Linked DNA regions of Homo sapiens: region 2 is linked to region 1. Evidence: chromatin loops called from intact Hi-C (ENCODE). Cell type or tissue: HCT116. All regions are shown on one strand. Links, peaks and the distances in the headings refer to the core of each region. The heading gives the core; the rest is flanking DNA. Region 1 overlaps NPEPPS (aminopeptidase puromycin sensitive). Region 2 holds the start of NPEPPS (aminopeptidase puromycin sensitive).

Evidence for each region. Peaks named below come from ENCODE experiments on the same cell type or tissue, not always from the same donor. Only the 100,000 strongest peaks of a DNase experiment are listed, where the experiment ranks them.
Region 2: it touches region 1 in a loop (2.8-fold over the local background); 3 of 110 quality-filtered maps call a loop at or near these places.

What each region holds. Positions count from the first base shown.
Region 1 is chr17:47,591,734-47,597,126 of GRCh38, reverse strand. It overlaps NPEPPS (aminopeptidase puromycin sensitive), which reads right to left. Exons shown (of 23, transcript NM_006310.4): 11 at 5,067-5,171; 12 at 4,582-4,642; 13 at 665-774. Among named protein-coding and RNA genes, the nearest start is that of KPNB1-DT, 55 kb to the left of the region's middle. In HCT116, for the core only: no CTCF peak of the experiment used is centred there; no DNase peak of the experiment used is centred there.
Region 2 is chr17:47,525,694-47,536,877 of GRCh38, reverse strand. NPEPPS (aminopeptidase puromycin sensitive) reads right to left here and starts at 5,770. Exons shown (of 23, transcript NM_006310.4): 1 at 5,323-5,770. The coding sequence starts at 5,577. RefSeq lists silencers at 19-220, 4,901-5,080, 5,111-5,260. In HCT116, for the core only: no CTCF peak of the experiment used is centred there; DNase peaks (open chromatin) are centred at 4,798 and 5,807; H3K4me3 peaks cover 2,247 bases; H3K27ac peaks cover 2,136 bases.

The DNA.
Region 1 (5,393 bases), core at 1-5,000:
TCAGTGATTATGTGCTATTTGCATTTGATTCTGTTTATGTAGTGATTATAAATCAATACATTGATTTTTTTTTTTTTTTGAGACGAAGTCTCGCTCTGTTGCCCAAGCTGGAGTGCAGTGGCACAATCTCGGCTCGCTGCAACTTCCACCTCTCGAGTTCAAGCAATTCTCCTGCCTAAGTCTCCAGAGTAGCTGGGATTACAGGTGTGTGCCACCATGCTCAGCTAATTTCTGTATTTTTAGTAGAGACAGGGTTTTACTACATTGGCCGGGCTGGCCTCAAACTCCCGACCTCAAGTGATCCACCCGCCACGGCCTCCCAGAGTGTTGGGATTACAGGCGTGAGCCACCACGCCCGGCCTAATTTTTTAAAAAATGTTAAACCAACCTTGCATTTGTAGAATAAACCATATTTGGTGGTTTTAGAATTATATCAAATTTTACAGTATTTTCCCTGGAGACTAGACAAGCAAGTAACATTTTGTTTTCTCTCTTAAGCATGTATAATTTTAATGATGCAAGCTGTAAAATTACTGATAAAAGAGTAACAGGGCTGGTTTAAATGTCACTAGAAAACTTAAAGTACAGAAAAGCAAACTTGATACACTGTACTGAACTTCATTTAATACAATATCAGACAAATGGAAAGACTTTATATGTTTACCTGTTCAGCTTCCACATAAATGAGGGGAAATCCCATTTGTTTGGTCCAGGTATTCATCACAGCTGCTATAGGTTTACCACTAGCATTTTCTAAACTTTCCCAGAGATCCTCTAGAAGATAAACAATGATAATCTAAAATGTTTATATTTTTATTTTCCTAAACAAAAAAGAAATTTTATTTAACTTTTGACACTACACTGCTAATTCTTTGGTTCTTTCAGGTTCAGGAAACAGTGAGCCAAATTAACATTCCCCTTGCCACCCCTCTTCTGCAACTAAGTAAATTCTATCATAAAAACTGGTATTTTTTGAGATACGGTCTTACTTCATCACCCAGGCTAGAGTGCAGTGGCATAATCACAGCTCACTGCAGCCTCGACCTCCCAGACTCAGGTGATCTTCCCTCCTCAGCCTCCTGAGTAGCTGGGACTACAGGTGCACACCACAACACCTGGCTTTTTTTTTTTTTTTTTTTTTTTTTGAGATGGAGTCTTGCTCTGTTGCCCAGGCTGGAGTGCAGTGCCATGATCTAAGATCACTGCAACTTCTGCCTCCCAGGTTCAAGCAATTCTCCTGCTTCAGGTGCCTGAGTAGCTGGGATTACAGGCATGTGCCACCACACCCAGCTAATTTTTGTATTTTTAGTAGAGATGGAGTTTCGCCATGTTGACCAGGTTGGTCTTGAACTCCTGACCTCAGGTGATCCACTGCCTCGGCCTCCCAAAGTGCTGGGATTACAGGCATGAGCCACCGCACCTGGCCCATAATTTCTTGCAATTTTTTGTAGAGATGGGATTTCACCATGTTGCCCAGGCTGGTCTCAAAATCCCGGGCTCAAGCAATCCACCTGCCTCAGCCTCCCAAGGTGCTGGAATTACAGGTGTGAGTCATAACACCTGGCCAAAACTGGTCTTTTATTCTGAGATATACTTAATCATTCTAATTTATAAGAAAAATTACAAATTATAATAAAAGATAAACAGATGAGTTAAGGAGAAACAAAGAAATTGAAATGTGTTCAAGATCACTACTAAACAATCACTGACAAACTTAAGACCGTTATACCCATTCAATTAACCTCACTTTAAAAATATCCAGGCTGGACGCAGTGGTTCATGCCTATAATCCCAGCACTTTGGGAGGCCAAAGCGGGCGGATCACCTGAGGTCTGGAGTTCAAGACCAGTCTGACCAACATGGAGACACCCCATCTCTACTAAAAATACAAAATTAGGCTGGGTGCAGTGGCTCACACCTGCAATCCCAGCACTTTGGGAGGCCGAGGTGGGCACGTCACCTGAGGTCAGGAGTTCGAAACCAGCCTGGCCAACATGGTGAAACCCTGTCTCTACTAAAAATACAAAAATTAGCTGGGCATGGTGGCACACACCTGTAATCCCAGCTACTTGGGAGGCTGAGACAGGAGAATCACTTGAACCCAGGAGGCGGAGGTTGCAACGAAGCCAAGACTGCACCACTGCACTCCAGCCTGGGCGACAGAGCAAGACCCTGTCTTTAAAAAAAATAAAATAGGCCAGGCGCGGTGGCTCACGCCTGTAATCCCAGCACTTTGGGAGGCAGAGGCGGGCGGATCATGAGGTCAGGAGATCGAGACCATCCTGGCTAACACAGTGAAACCCTGTCTCTACTAAAAATACAAAAAATTAGCCGGGCGTGGTGGCGGGCGCCTGTAGTCCCAGCTACTCGGGAGGCTGAGGCAGGAGAATGGCCTGAACCCGGGAGGTGGAGCTTGCAGTGAGCCGAGATCGCGCCACTGCACTCCAGCCTGGGCGACAGAGCGAGACTCCGTCTCAAAAAATAACATAACATAACATAACATAACATAACATAACATAACATAACATAACATAAAATAAAATACAAAATTAGCCGGCCGTGGTGGCACATGCCTGTAATCCCAGCTACTCAGGAGGCTGAGGCAGGAGAATCACTTGAACCCGGGAGGCGGAGGTTGTGGTGAGCCAAGACTGCACCATTGCACTCCAGCCTGGGCAACAAGAGCGAAACTCTGTCTCAAAAAAAAAAAAAAAGAATTGAAAAGAATCAAAAAGTTAAAAAAATTAAAAAGTAAATTTAAAATGTTACAGTAAGCTAAGGTTAATTTATTATTCAAGAAAGAAAAATTATTTTTATAAATTCAGTGTAGCCTAAGTGTAAAGTATTTATAATATCTATAGTAGTGTATAGTAATGTCTTAGGCCTTCATATTCACTCACCACTCACTCAACTAGAACAACCTCTATAAGTTGTCCTATAAGCTGCATTCAGGTGTAGCACCTTATTTTCTTTTGAGACCGCGTTTCGCTGTTGCCCAGGCTGGAGTGCAGTGGCCCAATCACAGCTCACTGCAGCTTTGACCTCCCAGGCTCAAGTGATCCTCCTACCTCAGCCTCCCAAGTAGCTGGGACTACAGGCACATGCCACCACACCCAGCTAATTTTTGTACTTTTTATAGAAGCGAGGTTTTGGCATGGTGCCCAGGCTGGTCTCAAACTCCTGGACTCAAGCAGTCCACCTGCCCCAGCCTCCCAAAGTGCTGGGATTATAGGCATATCAGCCAGCTGGTGGAGCATCTTTAATATCATATTTTTACTGTACCTTTTCTATATTTAGAAATGTTCAGGTATACAAATACCATTGTGTTATAATTGCCTATGGTATTCAGTACAGTAACATGCTGTACAGGTATTTTGTAGCCTAGCAGCAACAGGGTATATACCATGTAGGCTAGGTGTACATAGCCTAGGACATACTGTGTAGGTTTCTGTAAGTACATTCTATGATGTTCACATATTGATGAAATTGCCTGACAACATATTTCTCAGAACATATCCCTGTTGTTAAGCAACACATGACTGTATTCCCTTTATTTTTTATTTTTTTCAGACAGGATCTTGTTCTGTTGCCCAGGCTGGAGTGCAGTGGTGCCATGATTGCTCACTGTAACCTCAAACTCCTGGGCTCAAGTGACCCTTCCCACTTCAGCCTCCTGAGTAGCTGGGACTACAGGCACATACCACCACACCCGGCTAATATTTTTGTATTTTTTGTAGAGGTGGGGTCTCGCTATGTTGCAAGCTGGTCTTGAACTGGGCTCAATCAGTCCGCACATCCTGGCCTCCCAAAGTGCTAGGATTACAGGCGTGAGCCACCACACCCGGCCCAGACTCTTTAAGTTGGCAAAATACTCAGTTATGGAAAGCAGAATGCTGGAGGATGACCAAAGGGATAACGAGTCCTGATTCATGTTGACCCTATGACTTACTGCAGGTTGAGTATCCCTTATCCAAAATGCTTGGGACCAGAAATGTTTTGAATTTCATATTTCTTTTGGATTTTGGAATATTTGCATTATACTTACTAGCTGAGCATCTATAATTGGAATATCCAAAATCTAAAATGTTCCAATGAGCATTTCCTTTGAGCATCATGTTGGCACTCAAAAAGTTTCAGATTTTGGGTGGGAATTGAACAATGAGAACACTTGAACACAGGGCGGGGAACATCACACACCAGGGCCTGTCATGGGGTAGGGGGCTGGGGGAGGGATAGCATTAGGAGAAATACCTAATGTAAATGACGAGTTAATGGGTGCAGCAAACCAACATGGCCCGCACATGTATACTGACGTAACAAACCTGCACATTGTGCACATGCACCCTAGAACTTTAATTAAAAAAAAGAAAGAAAGGAAAGAAAAAGTTTCAGATTCTGGAGCATTTCAAATTTCAGATTTTGAGATTAGAGATATTCAACCTGAACACAGCTTCAAATAAGGCTAATTTATTTATTACATGGATCCTGACCTTAAGTATTCAGAACAAAAATAAAATGTCCCAGCCTGGATAGAGTGACAATACTTTCTCTCCATTTCTATCTCAAGCTATTAGAGATTACCTGTGGCAGCATTCTTTTGTTGGAACTTGGTTAAATACATGTTCATTCCTTTCTTAAAGTCCTGAGAAAACACAATTTTTAAAATCCAGGGAAGTCAGATCTCAGAATTTATAGTATATTTGTATATCAGTAATCAAAAACAAATTTACTCAAATACTCAAGTATCAGATACACTGAAACACATATATCCTTCTGATGCCTACTGCCTTTTATTTAATAATGCGTACTCTATGCCTTCTATTCTTGCTCTTAAGTTTTGTAACAGCCTCCCATTTCCACTCCCAAACACACCTGCACATCACTCATCTAAGAGACCAGAGTAGTCAACTTCAAATAATTGAATTCTCATTCTTTTTGGTCATTAAAAAAAAATGACAAGCCAGAAACTATTTGGGAACTTAATCCAAATAAAGTGAGACTTTTTTTCATGCAAAACTCTTATGATTTCACCATAAAAGAATGAAATATTTAAAGTTTTTTTTTACCTTATCCCCAATGTAGTCATGCAGCATTCGGATGACAGATGCACCTTTGCTATATGATATAGCATCAAATATCTCATCAACCTCAGATGGATGGCCCACACTGACCTGGCAGACAGTGTGATTCAGGGTTATGACAGGAAGCAGATAGCCTGTAATACTGAATTACATAAAACGCTTTCTAGGAAAACCCTTCTAACTTACATTTTTCTGCCTTTAACTCACTCATAATGTATAACGATGGTCCTCAAAAAAATGTAGTAACTAATAATAATAAAGTTGAATAGAACATGATTCCTGTCATCCCTTAGAGCCTGGGTTCCAGTCCTG
Region 2 (11,184 bases), core at 2,863-7,862, 63 kb after region 1:
TAGCTGGGCTTGGTGGTGCGCGCCTGTAATCCCAGCTACTCTGGAGGCTGGGGCAAGAGAAACACTTGAGCCTGGGAGGCAGAGGTTGCGGTGAGCCGAGATCGCGCCATTGCACTCCAGCCTGGGCAACAAGAGCAAAACTCCGTCTCAAAAAAAAAAAAAAAAAAAAAAAAGAAGCCAGGCACGGTGGCTCGGTGGCTCACGCCCATAATCCCAGCACTTTGGGAGGCTGAGGTGGGTGGATCACCAGAGGTCGGGAGTTCGAGACCAGCCTGACCAACATGGAGAAACCCCGTCTCTACTAAAAACAGAAAAAATTAGCTGGGCGTGGTGACGCATGCCTGTAATCCCAGCTATTTGGGAGGCTAAGGCAGGAGAATTGCTTGAACCTGGGGGGGCAGAGGCTGCGGTGAGCCGAGATCATGCCACTGCACTTCAGCCTGTGCAACAAGAGCGAAACTCCATCTCAAAAAAAAAAAAAAAAAAAAAGAGAGAAAATATGCAGAATTTGGGCAAAAAATTTGTAACACAGAATTGACAATAACCATTCAGGTGCCAAATTTTTAATCTGCCAAACAAACTACTATATTGGCAACTATTCACTTAGTGCCAATTTAGTTATCTCCAACATGTATATTTTGTTAGTAGAGGCCAGGGGTTGGCTAGGATATCCTGATTTCTGGCCTTGAATGATAAACTTAGTTTCTCTGGCACAGGTAAAATATTTCCATAAGAGAAAGCCCAGCTGGGCACGGTGGCTCACGCCTGTAATCCCAACACTTTGGGAGGCCGAGGAAGATGGAATGAGGTCAGGAGATCAAGACCATCCTGGCCAATATGGTGAAACCCCATCTCCACTAAAAATACAAAAAAATCAGCCAGGCATGGCGGCGCGTGCCTGTAGTCCCAGCTACTCAGGAGGCTGAGGCAGGAGAATTGCTTGAACCCGGGAGGCAGAGGCTGCAGTGAGCCAAGATCCCGCCACTGCACTCCAGCCTGGGTGGCAGAGCAAGACTCCATCTCAAAAAAAAAAAAAAAAAAAAAAGAATACCCAATTATTGTACCAACCACTACACACTCATAATCATAAATAGTAGTCACACACATAAACTTATAATTCATTTTAATTAATTATCCACAAACGGAGAGGATCAAAATATGAAATATCTACAAAAGTCCACTGCTCTCAAGTATCCAGTGTAAAGGGAGGGGACAGGGAATGAAATAAATTTTGGGCCTAGAGAAACTTCTGTATAATAACAAATTTTCAAAACCAGCTAGACCACACTAATGTGAAAGACAACTAATTTTTTTTTTTTTTTTTTTTTGAGACGGAGCCTCGCTCTGTCACCCAGGCTGGAGTGCGTGGCGCGATCTCGGCTCACTGCAAGCTCCGCCTCCCGGGTTCACACCATTCTCCTGCCTCAGCCTCCCGAGTAGCTGGGACTACAGGCACCCGCCACCACGCCCGGCTAATTTTTTGTATTTTTAGTAGAGGCGGGGTTTCACTGGGTTAGCCAGGATGGTCTCGATCTCCTGACCTCATGATCTGCCCGCCTCTGCCTCCCAAAGTGCTGGGATTACAGGCGTGAGCCACCGCGCCCAGCCTTTTTTTTTTTTTTTTTTTTTTTTTTTGAGACAGAGTCTTGCTCTGTTGCCCAGGCTGGAGTGCAGTGGCGCAATCTCAGCTCACTGCAAGCTCCGCCTCCCAGATTCACGCCATTCTCCTGCCTCAGGCTCCTGAGCAGCTGGGACTACAGGCTCCCGCCACCACGCCCAGCTAATTTTTTGTATTTTAGTAGAGATGGGGTTTCACCGTGTTAGCCAGGATGGTCTCGATCTCCTGACCTCGTGATCCGCCCGCCTCGGCCTCCCAGAGTGCTGGGATTACAGGTGTGAGCCACCGTGCCCGGCCAAGACAATTGATTTTTAAATCACTGAACATGGACTAATTTCTTCACCTTCTGCAGCAGTCCACACCCCAGGCCAGGTTAAAAATCCACTAAGTTGGCCGGGCATGGTGGCTCATGCCTATAATCCCAGCCCTTTGGGAGGCCAAGGGAAGGGGATCACCTGAGGTCAGGAGTTCGAGACCAGCCTGGCCAACATGGCAAAACCCCATCTCTACTAAAAATACAAAAATTAGTTGGGCGTGATGGCACACACCTGTAGTCCCAGCTACCCAGGAGGCTGAGGCAAGGAGACTCGCTTGAACCCGGCAGGGGCACAGGGTGGAGGCTGCAGTGAGTCGAGATCACACCACTTCACTCCAGCCTGGGAGAAAGAGCGAAACTCCATCTCAAAAAAATAAAAATAAAAAATAAAATAAATCCACTAAGTTTCTAATATGTAACCTACACAAATACTCTGGGCTTATCGTAAAATTTTGTAACTAAAGCAACTAAGCAACTTGCATGTTTTGTGTTATGTGATTCCAACTGTTAGGAAACTGATCCAATATCAGTCATAAATATAGGTTTCTACAGATAAGAATTTTGTCGCCGGGCACAGTGGCTCACGCCTGTAATCCCAGCTCTTTAGGAGGCCAAGGCGGGCAGATCACGAGGTCAGGAGGTCGAGACCACAGTAAAACCCTGTCTCTACTAAAAATACAAAAAATTAGCTGGGTGCAGTGGCGGGCACCTGTAGTCCCAGCTACTTGGGAGGCTGAAGCAGGAGAATGGCGTGAACCCGGAAGGCAGAGCTTGCAGTGAGGCGAGATCGTGCCACTGCACTCCAGCCTGGGCGACAGAGCGAGACTCCATCTCAAAAAAAAAAAAGAATTTTGTCAATATTTTAAAATGCCCACAAGATACCACCTAATGCCACAATTTAAACGTATTGCTCTAATTCATGGATTTCAAAAACATTAATATATGCTTTTTACTTCTTACCAATGTTAATTCCTCTTTTACCCTTCCAAACATGTCAATTAGTACAATTTAAAAGTCCAATCATCCTTTAATAAAACCTGTTGGAATTCACTATTGTGTCATCTTTGTGTTGCCATCTAGCCTGAAAAGAATTTCTGGAAAAAAAGTGTTTTGAAAAGTTCATGCTACTTAAAAAATTTATTTATTTTTTATTTATTTCCTTGCATCAAATTAACAAGTCCCTGCTAATATCTAGTATATTACCATATGCTCACTCAATGGCACAAACCAGTCTTCCACAAAAGTAGAAAAGAGGTAAGGAGAAACATGTCACTGCTTGTTGTTCTATCCCGATACTTAAATCAAACTCACTTCTTTAATAAGTAATCATTTAAAAATCTGTACTTTTTTCTAGACTTTTCCCAAAATATGTTTGCCTCCAAAAATTATGAATCCATTTTGGCAACTAATAGGGTAAAGAAACAAATGTTTTTTTTAATGTTAGTCTTTTCACATAATGCGAACTCATTCATCACTAGGTTCTCTTTCCCAAAGGTTTGCCAAGTCACAAGACACACTACTGTTTACAATCCCTCCCATCTGCCCCTTGCCAATATATATCAAACACTCTAGTCACTTGGCTTAAGCCACAGTTTCCCAAATAACCTTCTCAAATTCTAATTTAGACCCAAGATGCATTCGTTCTGATTCATATTCTTAATGGAAAAATTTTAAATCACCTGATTTTCACTAAGTTCTGCCTTTTGATGCTGCCAAATCCTAGAGCCCTCTTGCTTTCACACCAGTGCTCCAAATGTGACAGCTATAGTTATCTATCACAGATAAGTATAGATAACTATACTTTTAAATTCTGTACTTTTAGACATATTTTTAATCTGAGTACCGTACCCTCTTGGTTTTTCAAAGACAACTACCAACATTCAATTCATTCGAGCACCAGTCTTCACTTCATTTCATTACTATATACACCATGTTCTTTAAGGTGGGAGCCTACTGATTTCCCCCGACCCCAGACTGCAGTAGGAAGAGAAATGAAACAAAATATATTTACTAACATTCTATTTACAGATAACTATCAAACAGTTCCCATTTTTATTACAGGCTTCCTATTACATAGTATCATAAATGCCTATTGTGCAGGATGTTTGTCGGGCATCTATACTGATGGTCTCCAAAATCAAACAATACTTCAGATAATGCTGCGGGAGGAGGGAGTGGAGTATGATTCACCAAAAACTGCAGTGAAGAGTAATGGAATATTTTCACCGGTGGTATGTTATAACTAATAGCTTCTTTCTTTCCTTTTTTTTTTTTTTTTTTTTTTTGAGACGGAGTCTCACTCTGTCGCCCAGGCTGGAATGCAGGAATGCAGTGGCGCGATCTCGACTCTGCAACCTCTGCCCCCCGGGTTCAAGTGATTCTCCTGCCTTAGCCCCCGAGTAGCTGAGATTACAGGGGCCCGCCACCACGCCCCGCTAATTTTTGTATTTTTAGTAGAGACGGGGGTTTCACCATGTTGGTCAGGCTGGTCCCGAACTCCTGACCTCAAGTGCGCCCGCCTCAGCCTCCCAAAGTGCTGGGATTACAGGCATGAGCCACCGCGCCCAGCCAGCTTCTTGGGAGAGGAAGGTACTGCTAAGCAACCATCACGGTAGCAATAAATCCACCAGCTTCGAAGGCCGCAAAGCTAGGAAGATAGGTGGAAAAGCGGAGATGGGGTCCTCCCGCAGCTTCTCTGGAGGTTAAGAGAGAACAAAGTCACTGCTGCACTGTCACTTGAGGGAAAGGGGGAGGGGGCGGATCATCTTGGAAACCCAGCCCCTGGGCTGGAGCAGGCGGGGAGAAGTCAGCGAGGCTGCCTGGGATTAACATTCTCGTTCTCACCCTCTCCCCCCCCTTCTAGAAGCTCCCCTCGTCGCTCCAACGCGGCGGCCAGAGTCCCAAATGACCACCCCCTCCAATCTATCACCCGAGAGGTGTAGAGAGAAACCAAAGAAAGAACTGAGTCAGGTGGTTGAGGCAGAGCGGGGACTCCCATGACCTCTCCGTCCTCCCCCAACACCCTCCAGCCTCCCCCGGAACACTATCAAGCCCAGAAGGGTCCGGGGCGGGGGGGAAAGCCCCACACAGGTGTGCTCGCCGGGGAGGGGCGCAATGGCCGGGCCGCCGGCTCCCCAGAGCTCCCGCAGCGCGGCCCCAGCCCGAGCCCCAGCCTCAGCTCCGGCCACGGTCCCTGCCCCGGCCCCAGCCCCAGCCCCAGCCCCAGCCCCAACAGAGCAAGGCAGAGCACGCCGAACCCGGCGCCCTGCGGCCGCCCAGCCCCGACCCGAGGCCCGCCCGCCCTCCCGGCCGGGCCCTGAGTCCAGCCCGCGGGCGCGGCCTAACTGCTCGCCCCGCAGCTTGCCCCGGGGCCCGAGGGTCGCTGTACCTGGGCGGCGGCCTCCAGCTTGCCCTCGAAGGTGAAGTCCAGCAAGTCGGGCTTGAGGCAAAGGCTGTAGTTGATGGGGGAGACATCGGCAGGCAGCCGCTCGAAGGGCCTCTTCTCCGGCATCGCGGCGAGGCCCAGGCTGTGGAGGCGGCGGCGAGAGGAGCGGCTGAAGACGAGAAGGAGGAGGGGAGGAGGCGGAGGGCCGAGGAAGAGCAGGCGGCGAGCGAGGGAGGGGGCGGCAGCTGCCAGCCACATCCACCGAGCGCGGGCGACCGCCGGAGGAGAGCGACCGGGGGAGCCTGGGGGGCGGGGGAGAGACCCAGCCGGAGCGCTAGGGGCTGGGAAGGAGGCGGTGCGGGCGGACTGGCGGGCGGGCTGCCTACGGGGAAGGGGGCGGAGGGGAGGGAAGGGGAGGAGGGCCCGCAAGGAGGGAGGGAGAGGGGGAAGTGGTGGCGGCGGCTGCGTGCGCGGCCCCGCCGGCCGGGCGCGCCCCCGTGGAGTGCGCGCGCACGCCTGGGCAGAGGGCGGAGCGGCGAGGACGAGGGCGCGGCCGGCGGGGCGGGAGGGCGTCGGGTTGCTCGCGCGAGCGCAGGGCTGGAGGCGGGCGCTGCACCTGTCGGCGCCGCTCAGGACTGGGGGCGGCCTTCCAACTGGAAGGAGCCGGGAAGGGCTTGATCAGAGGAAGGAAAGGCATAAGGGGCCCTCGGGAAATTGAAGCCTACGCAGTTGGTCAGTTCAGCCAGGGTCGCATGCATAAAATACCAGTTACAAGCAAAACCCCAAACTGGATTCTGCCTCCAGGTCAGCGAAAAGCCCTGACTTGAGGCTCTCTGGCCTTAGTTCCTGTTAAGTAGCAAATTCAAAGGATGATTTGAAAGTTTTGTTATAAAACCTTTAATAGCCGGGCGCAGTGTCTCACGCCTGTAATCCCAGCACTTCGGGAGGCCGAGGCGGGCGGATCACGAGGTCAAGGAGATCGAGACCATCCTGGCTAACATGGTGAAACCCCGTCTCTACTAAAAGTACAAAAAATTAGCCGGGCGTGGTGGCGGGCGCCTGTAGTCCCAGCTACTCAGGAGGCTGAGGCAGGAGAATGGCGTGAACCCGGGAGGCGGAGCTTGCAGTGAGCCGAGATCACACCACTGCACTCCAGCCTGGGCGACAGAGCAAGACTCCGTCTCAAAAAAAAAAAAAAAAAAAAAAACCTTTAATAATCTAGGTTACTTCAACCAATGAGATTTGGACTTTTGAGGGAGTGATTTCAAAAACTGTATTTTTGTTTCCATGATTTAATGTTTAAAATGGGATGTTTCGGGCGGTCGCGGTGGCTCACGCCTGTAATCCCAGCAATTTGGGAGGCCGAGGCGGGCGGATCACAAGGTTAGGAGTTCAAGACCAGCCTGGCCAATATGGTGAAACCCCGTCTCTACTAAAAATACAAAAAAAAAAAAAATAGCCGGGCTTGGTGGCGGGCGCCTGTTGTCCCAGCTATTCGGGAGGCTGAGGTAGGAGAATCGCTTGAACCCTGGAGGTGGAGGTTGCAGTGAGCCGAGATTGCGCCACTGCACTCCAGCCTGGGCGACAGAGTGAGACTCTGTCTCAAAATAAATAAATAAATAAATAAATAAATAAATAAAATGGGATGTTTCACCTTTTCCCCATTTTCATCTTTGTTTCTTTTTAAACTAAAAGATCCTTCAGCAATCATGGCCTCTTTAATGGTGAACTATCTGTGGCTCTCTCAGTTCTGTAGATACCTTGCAAATTGAGGAGGTATATATACAAATGCATATATATATATATATATATATATATATAATGTAACTGAAATTATCTTTAAAAAGGGGGGCCAGGGCCAGGTACGGTGGCTCACACCTGTAATCCCAGCACTTTGGGAGGCTGAGGCAGGTGGATCACGAGGTCAGGAGTTCGAGACCAGCCTGGCCAATATGGTGAAACCCTATCTCTACTAAAAATACAAAAATTAGCCTGGCATAGTGTCATGTGCCTGTAGTCCCAGCTACTAGGGAGGCTGAGACAGGAGAATCGCTTGAACCCGGGAGGCGGAGGTTGCAGCGAGCCAAGATCACGCCACTACACTCCAGCCTGGGCGACAACGAGACTCTGTCTCAAAAAAAAAAAAAAAAAAGTGGGCCCAGGTGTGGTGACGTGTGCCTATGATCCCAGCTACTCGGGAGGCTGAGACGGGAGGATCACTTGAGCCCAGGAGGTGGATGGAGGCTGCAGTGAGCTGTAATGGTGCCACTGCACTCCAGATGACAGAGTGAGGCCCTGTCTCTAAAAAAATAAAAATGAAATAACAATTTTAAAAATGTTATTTAAAGTGTCAAAGGCAAGGAGATTTATCCATAATCTTCATATTTCTTTATAGAAATTTCTCAGATAGAACCCAGTAATTTCCAAAACTGAATGTAGTATGTTGTAATGGACCAGTACTGTCCAGCAGAAACATACTATGAACCACTAGGTAGTATTAAATCTTATAGTAGCCACATCACAAAAAAGTAAAAAGGAAACAAATGAAAACACATCTTATTTAACCCAACATATCCAAAATATTATCATTTCAACATGTAATCAATATAAAAAATATTAATGAGGCCGGGCACGGTGGCTCACGCCTGTAATCCCAGCACTTTGGGAGGCCAAGGCAGGTGAATAACCTGAGGTCAGGAGTTCAAGACCAGCCTGACCAACATGGTGAAATCCCGTCTCTACTAAAAATACAAAAATTAGCCAGGCATGGTGGCGCATGCCTGTAATCCTAGCCAGCTACTCTGGAGGCTGAGGCAGAAGAATCACTTGAACCCAGAAGGCGGAGGTTGCAGTGAGCTGAGATCACAGCACTGCACTTCAGCCTGGGCAAAAAGAGTGAAACTCCGTCTCAAAAAAAAAAAAATTAATGAGATATTTTACTTATTTTGTTCACACCAACTTTGAAATCCAGCATGTATTTTACATTTATAGCACATCTAAATTCTGACTATCCACATTTCACGTGATCAGTAGTCACGTGTGGTTAGTGGCTCTTGTACTGGGCAGCACAGTTTTGGACTCTGGGCCTGGCCTCTTAGCCTCTGAATCCTACATACTTTTCAGAAAGGCAGATTGAAAAGCTGCAATCCTTTCAAACTAAGGTGTGAGATGGGGCCTTTTCTTATATATATGTAGTTCTATGACCACTTACTGGTCAGAGAAATAATAATTTAAATAACATATAATAATTTTTTTTTTGAGCTGGAGTCTCCTCTGTCACCCAGGCTGGAGTGCAGTGGCGTGATCTAAGCTCACTGCAACCTCCACCTCATGGGTTCAAGCAATTCTCCTGCCCCAGCCTCCTCAGTAGCTGGGATTACAGGCGCCCACCACCATGCCCGACTAATTTTTGTATTTTTAGTACAGATGGAGTTTCACCATGTTAGCCAGGCTGGTCTCAAACTCCTTACCTCAGGTGATCTGCCCACCTAGGCCTCCCAAAGGGCTGAGATTACAGACATGAACCACTGTGCCCAGCCCATATAATAATAATTTAATTAACTGTAATTGAATGTTTTTCGAGTGCTTACTAAACACTTTTTTTTTTTTTGAGATGGAGTTTCGATCTTGTTGCCCAGGCTGGATTGCAATGGCATGATATTGGCTCCTGCAACCTCTGCCCCCCGGGTTCAAGCGACTCTCCTGCCCCAGCCTCCTAAGTAGCTGGGATTATAGGTGCCCGCCACCATGCCCGGCTAATTTTTGTATTTTTAGTTTTATTTGTTTGTTTGTTTTGTTTTTCTTGTTTATTTTTTCTTTTTTTTCTTTTTATTTCTTTTTCTTTTTTTAATTTTTGTATTTTTAGTAGAGACTGGGTTTCACCATGTTGGCCAGGCTGGTCTCAAACTCCTGACCTCAGGTGATCCACCTGCCTAGGCCTCCCTAAGGGCTGGGATTACAGGCATGAACCACCACGCCCAGCCCATATAATAATAATTTAATTAACTGTAATTGAATGTTTATCAAGTGCTTACTAAACATTTTGTTTTTTTTCTTTTGTTTTGGGTTTTTTTTGAGATGGAGTTTCACTCTTGTTGCCCAGGCTGGAGTGCAATGGTGTGAGCTCGGCTCACTGCAACCTCCACCTCCTGGGTTCAAGCAATTCTCCTGCCTCAGCCACCCAAGTAGCTGGGATTACAGGTGCCCACCACCACACCCGTTAATTTTTTTGTATTTTTAGTAGAGATGGGATTTCACCATGTTGGCCAGGCTGGTCTCGAACTCCTGTCCTCAAGTGATCCGCCCACCTCGGCCTCCCAAAGTGCTGGGATTACAAGTGTGAGCCACTATGCCTGGCCAACACTTTTCATATATTAATTCATTTAATTATTCTCAACAACTCTGTGAGGCGGACACCATTACCCCATTTCACATTTGAGGAAACAGGCACACAGAAATTCAAGGACTTGCCTAAGGTCATACACTAATAATTGGCAGAGCCACAGTTAGGACCTAGGCATTTTTTTTTCTCTCCTGAGAATCTTGCAGCAGATTCCCTGTTGTTCTAACTCTCCAGTTTTGTTTTGTTTTGTTTTGTTTTTGAGACAGAGTCTCGCTCTGCCGCCCAGGCTGGAATGCAGTGGCGCGATCTCAGCTCACTGCAAGCTCCGCCTCCCAGGTTCAAGCCATTCTCCTTCCTCAGCCTCGCGAGTAGCTGGGACTACAGGCACCCGCCACCAAGCCCAGCTAATTTTTCGTATTTTTAGTAGAGACAGGGTTTCACCGTGTTAGCCAGGATGGTCTCGATCTCCTGACATCGTGATCCGCCCGCCTCGGCCTCCCAGAGTGCTGGGATTACAGGCGTGAGCCACCGCGCCTGGCCCTAACTCTCCAGTTGTATTTTATTATAGTTCGTCTGTTTCTCAGCTTCTCAAAATGTTATTTTCATTATGTCTGTTAAAGCAAATTTCATTCATAACCATTTAAGGCTCTCCATGAACTGTCCTTATCATTTTCCCAGACTTGTTTTTTCTTATCCTTTAACATATATTCTCCAGTCTTAACAAGCTAACCGGTTTAATGCTTGGCCCTTACAGCTTGCTCATTCTTCTCTTCTCTACCATTGCTCAGGCATTATTGCTGGAATGACCTCCTCATCTTTTTCGGCAAACCGGGGCCCCTCCCTTCCTTCAACACTCACCTTTTCCAGAAAGTCCTCATTGACTAACTCCACCCAACTCTCTTTTCCCATCAGTTCACAAGTACTGGCTTTTGCTGATTTATTTGTACTTGTTCTGACTGTTACTCTGTAATTATGTTGTTTTTGTTTTATTCTGGGTTTTTTTTGAGATGGAGTTTTGCTTTTGTTGCCCAGGCTGGAGTGCAATGGCACAATCTCAGCTCACTGCAACCTCCGCCTCCTAGGTTCAAGCGATTCTCCTGCCTCAGCCTCCTGAGTAGCTGGAATTACAGGCATGCGCCACCATGTCTGGCTAATTTTTTGTATTTTTAGTAGAGATGGGGTTTCTCCATGTTGGTCAGGCTGATCTCAAACTCCCGACCTCAGGTGATCTGCCTGCTTCGGCCTCCCAAAGTGCTAGGATTACAGGCGTGAGCCACCGCGCCTGGCCTATAATTGTGTTTAAATTTATTTTATATGTGTATCTTTGCAAGATGTACTACTAGTAAGAGCTTGTTTCCTAATTCCTTTATTACTCTCAGTACTGGACCCTGCACAAAGTACATCTCAATTATTATTGAGCTGACTAACCAATTAACCAAGAGACAATATTTTACCCAGTCTGTAGCCTTTCCTGTATGTACAAGATGTATGCCCCATAGAGAAACTACGTGAACCTAAGACTG